Regions from separate parts of the Homo sapiens genome. Here region 2 is linked to region 1. A link is a loop called in an ENCODE intact Hi-C map of the cell type or tissue named here. Cell type or tissue: natural killer cell. All regions are shown on one strand.

Region 1 (2,500 bases):
CTGCACATAGCAACATTATCTGCCATCATGGCCTAGGAACAGAGTAAAGATTACATGTATCTGACGCTACCATTGCATGCTGGTCTTGTGCTTCCTTTCAAAAGTCAGCCTGTTTTGTCTCAGTGAAATAGACCGTATTTTATGGTGTGTGGTCCCTCTTACTTCTGACAAGTTGACTATATCAGGCCTTTGACACACACACACACACACACACACACACACACACACACACACACACCTGGGGCTATTGTTAATGTGTTACAGTTGTTGACATTTTTTCGGGTTATGGTTTCATTGTTCCAGTCTGTTCAACCAACGCCAGTCACACTGATCAAAATGTGTTATGTTTTTGGTTTTCCAGACCACTTTCACTCTGACAATGATATGTCTTTTACTGCGCAGAGGTTGCTCAACAATGAGCCAATAAGTCAAGGTATTCAACGGATATTTCACACCCCTTATCATCCTTAGGGTGTTGGCTCCAACAAGAAGTAAAACGGACTTTTAAAAAATCCACTAAAAGAAATTTCTGACTCTACCTCCTTCACACTCTCCTGGTCCATGCATCTTAGTAAGGTAGTTTGGTCACAAAAAAGGCACCCTGAAAGGGTTCATAGTCTCCTAGCCACCTCCTATATAATGATCAGGATGAAAAGGGGAGGGTTTGCTAGACTTAGTCTGATATTCTGGGATTCCACTCTGACAATTCCTGGGCATGATATGCAGCTTTCTTTCTCCAAACAATGACTCCAAGTCAGCCTGGTTGGTACACTCTCTGGGTGGCAGTCTGGCAAAAGGGAACTTAGGAAATTCAAACTTAATTCTGGTTCAGCCACCTGGATTCTCTTGTTGTACTGAAACCTGGATCAGGGGTCAGCAAACTATGACCTGTGGGACAAATGTAGCCAGCTGCTAGTTTTCAGAAATCAAGTTTTACGCCTGGCACGGTGGCTCACACCTGTAATCCCAGAACTTTGGGAGGCTGAGGCAAGCAGATCACCTGAAGTCAGGAGCTCAAGACCAGGCTGGCCAAGCTGGTGAGACCCTGTCTCTACTAAAAATACAAAAAATTAGCCAGGTGTGGTAGTGCATGCCTGTAATCCCAGCTACTTGGGAGGCTGAGGCAGGAGAATCACTTGAACCTGGGAGGCAGAGGTTGCAGTGAGCTGAGATCGGGCCACTGCACTCCAGCCTGGGCAACAGAGTGAGACCTCGTCTCAAAAAACAAGAAAGAAATCAAATTTTATTGGAACACTGCCTTTGACTGACACACACACAAACACACACGCACACACACACCACCCCTGGGGCTATTGTTAATGTGTTACAGTTGTTGACATTTTTTCAGGTTATGGTTTCATGGTTTCAGTCTGATCAACCAACTCCAGCCACACTGATCAAAGTGTGTTATGTTTTTGGTTTTCCAGACCACTGCGATCTCGGCTCACTGCAAGCTCCGCCTCCTGGGTTCACACCATTCTCCTGCCTCAGCCTCCTGAGTAGCTGAGACTACAGGCGCCCGCCACTATGCCCGGCTAAGTTTTTGTATTTTTAGTAGAGACAGGGTTTCACCATGTTAGCCAGGATGGTCTCGATCTCCTGACCTCGTGATCCACCCGCCTCGGCCTCCCAAAGCAGACCACTTTCACTCTGACAATGATAGGTCTTTTACTGCAAAGGTTGCTCAACAATGAGCCGATAGTCAAGGTATTCAACAGATGTTTCACACCCCTTATCATCCTCAGGCTGCTGCCATTTCTTTATGTGTTGTCTGTGGCTGCTTGTGTTCTACAATGGCAGAGCTGAGTAACTGTGTCAGAGGGTGTGTAGCCTACAAAGCTGAAAATATTACTCTCTGGCCCTTCACAGAAAGGTTACCAACTCCTGCCCTAGATAACAAAGATAACTACCACTTGGTTGAGGATACTGCTCACCAAGTACCCCTACAGTGACCCACACCAGTCAAGCAAGGAAACAAGGTAAGTCTGTGTAAACTTTATAAAAATGCTCTTGTTCCTCTTGCACATGACCTCTGTGAGTAGGGGATTAGAGAAAAGTAAAGCATTTGAAGTGACTGACAATCACTCCTGTTATATAGCAGATCCCCTTTATCCATGGGAAAAACATTCTAAGACTCCCTGTGGACACCTGAAATCATGGATAGTACTGAATCCTAAATCCTATATATACACCCTGCATTTACTATGCAGACATACCTGTGGTAAAGTTTAATATATAAATTAGGCACAGTAAGAGATGAACAACAACAACAATAAAATAGAACAGTTATAACAACATCTACAAGGATTGGGTGGAAAAATAAAAAATACATGTAACAATATGCCAGCATCAGTACTCTTGTGCTCTGGTGCAATTGTTAAGTAATATCAGGGTTATGTGAATGCAGTAGCCCTGCGACAATAGCTCTGATAACCAAGAAGGCTACTAAATGGACAGCATGGATATGCTGAACGAAGGCAGAATTCACATCCTGGGCAGA
Region 2 (2,500 bases), 210 kb after region 1:
TCAGAAGAATTGCTTGAACCTGGGAGGCAGAGATTGCAGTGAGCCGAGATCGTGCCACTGCACTTCAGCCTGGGCAACAAAGTGAGACTCCATCTCAAAAAAAAAATAAAAAATAAAAAACAAAACTCTGATCACCAAATACTCGAATGCTTGGGGAGACTGATTTGAGTAATAATAAAACTCTGATTTCCCACACAGCCAGGTCTTCATGAATAATTCTTTCTCAGGCTGGGCGCCATGGCTCATGCCTATAATCCCAGCACTTTGGGAGGCTGACACAGGTGGATCGCTTGAGCTTAGGAGCCTGGGCAACATGGCGAAACCCTGTCTCTACTGAAAACACAAAAATTAGTGGGGTGTGGTGGTGTGCACCTGTGGTCCCAGCTACTTGGGAGGCTTATATGAGAGGATCACTTGAACCTGGGAGATGGAGGTTGCAATGAGTTGAGATCATGCCACTGCACTCCAGCCTGGGCGACAGAGTGAGACTGTCGAGGCAGCGAGCAAGGTGAACCCACTGGGTGGTTACAAGATGGCACAGAGTTTATAAGTAGAAATTCTCTTGACTGCACAGCTTTCCATAGTCTAGCAATGTGCCCTTGGGAAAATGTATTCATCTCTTCGAGCTCAATGTCTTCACCTGTACAATGGTGTTCTGGTGAAGATCAAGTGAGATAAGGCACACTTAGCAAAATGCCTGGCACATGGCACAAAATTTTGTATTCCTCTTCAGATGTTTATTTCATAAGTATATGGACTCCTACTATCAGTCAGTTTGACCAGAGAAACATAAACACTATGAGTAACAGAGTATGGTTTACGATAGAGATTATGAGGATTTATCATAGGGATTAGAGTATAGACAGTTGTGGGAGCTGTTGGAGAGGTCTACACAAGGCTGTCGCCTTGGGTTGTGGGTTGTGTAGGGTCTGAAGTCACCCAGGCTGGCAGTCAGGAAGGCTGAATGTAAAGTAGGGAAGAGCAAGACTTGGGATCCATATGGATAGACTAGAAATCACAAGGACAAGCAATGACATTGGGCGACCTGCAGGAGAAGCTGTTGCCCTCTGCCACAGAACCACCCAATCACCTGGCCCAGGTCTAAGAAAAGCTGAAGGAGGAGATATGGTAGGAGCTTGAGGGGCCGTGGATACCACCGTGTAGGGAAAACTCTCCCTAACTGTGTTTTTCCCCTACTCTCACACCTCAACAATCAACACAGAAGACTTCTGTGGCCATGTGTTGTGTGGTTTTTTTTTCTCACATACCAAGCTGTGAAGAGCATGTGGGTACCCTCTAATTCTGATGCTATCTACCCAGAGATAGTGTCAGATGCTACAGGTTGAGGGCTCAGTACCCAAGACTGCCCCCTCACACAAACCAATCACAAGCCTGCGCCTCTGGAACTTCTGACTGGCTTCAAGTTGAGGTTCCCATGACCCCCTCTTTGGGTTCAATTAATTTGCTGGAGTGGCTCACAGAACTCAGGGAAACACTTACTGATGTTTACCTGTTTATTATAGAGGATATTGCAAAGGATATAGATGAAGAGATGTGTAGGGTGAGGTTTGGGGGAAGGGGCATAGAGCTTCCACACCCTCCCTAGGTGCACCATCCTCCAGGAATGTCCGCGTGTTTGCTATACAGAAGCTCCCTGAATCCAGTCCTCTTGGATTTTTTGTTCGTTTGTTTTGTTTTGTTTTGTTGAGATGGAGTCTCACTCTGTCGCCCAGGCTGGAGTGCAGTGGCATGATCTCGGCTTGCTGCAGCCTTCGTCTCCGGGGTTCAAGTGATTCTCCTGCCTCAGCCTCTCAAGTACCTGGGATTACAGGCACGCACCATGACATCCGGCTAATTTTTGTATTTTTAGTAGAGACAGGGTCTCACCATGTTGGCCAGGCTGGTCTCGAACTCCTGACCTCAAATGATCCGCCTGCCTCGGCCTCCCAAAGTGCTGGGATTACAGGCATGAGCCACTGAGCCCGGACCCTCTTGGGTTTTTATGGAAGCTTCATGATGTCAGCATTTCTTCCCCCAGGGTGTACAAGGGTCTTAAGACCCACAATCAGAAAGGAGGGAAACATTAGTGTCCTGCCTTGAGGCAGGTGAAAGGAGGGCAAGAGAAGCTCAAAGGCCCGCCTCCGAGGTCTGACACACCCCATATTACAACAAGACTGTACCAAGGCAGGGACCATGGATGAAAACCAATATACATCATAATGCCACCCTGCCCCACCCCAGCAAGGCCAGCTAGGGAATCAGCAACAATAACGCCTCACTGCAATAACGCCTGCCACTATAGCCTTACTTTCAGCACAAAGAAAATGGCAGATGCTTCACTTGTGGCTTCTAAAACTTGTTCATGTTTCTTCTGTGGTCAACTGCAACTCAGAATCATTCAGGGAAGGAAGCTGGGACACTTAGTTTGAATTTATCTAAGTCGACAGAGTACAAAGCCATCACACTTTTGTATTACTTATAACCCTGGCTACTTTAGTCT

The links. Peaks named below come from ENCODE experiments on the same cell type or tissue, not always from the same donor. Only the 100,000 strongest peaks of a DNase experiment are listed, where the experiment ranks them.
Region 2: it touches region 1 in a loop (7-fold over the local background); 2 of 110 quality-filtered maps call a loop at or near these places.

Annotation. Positions count from the first base shown.
Region 1 is chr12:31,721,939-31,724,438 of GRCh38, forward strand. The region is part of intron 1 of AMN1 (antagonist of mitotic exit network 1 homolog); the gene reads right to left. LOC105369722 (a long non-coding RNA gene) reads left to right here and starts at 1,851. Exons shown (of 3, transcript XR_931497.3): 1 at 1,851-1,979. In natural killer cell, no CTCF peak of the experiment used is centred here; DNase peaks (open chromatin) are centred at 343, 1,393 and 1,733; H3K27ac peaks cover 1,710 bases.
Region 2 is chr12:31,931,191-31,933,690 of GRCh38, forward strand. No RefSeq gene overlaps it. Among named protein-coding and RNA genes, the nearest start is that of RESF1, 27 kb to the right of the region's middle. In natural killer cell, no CTCF peak of the experiment used is centred here; a DNase peak (open chromatin) is centred at 1,271; H3K27ac peaks cover 966 bases.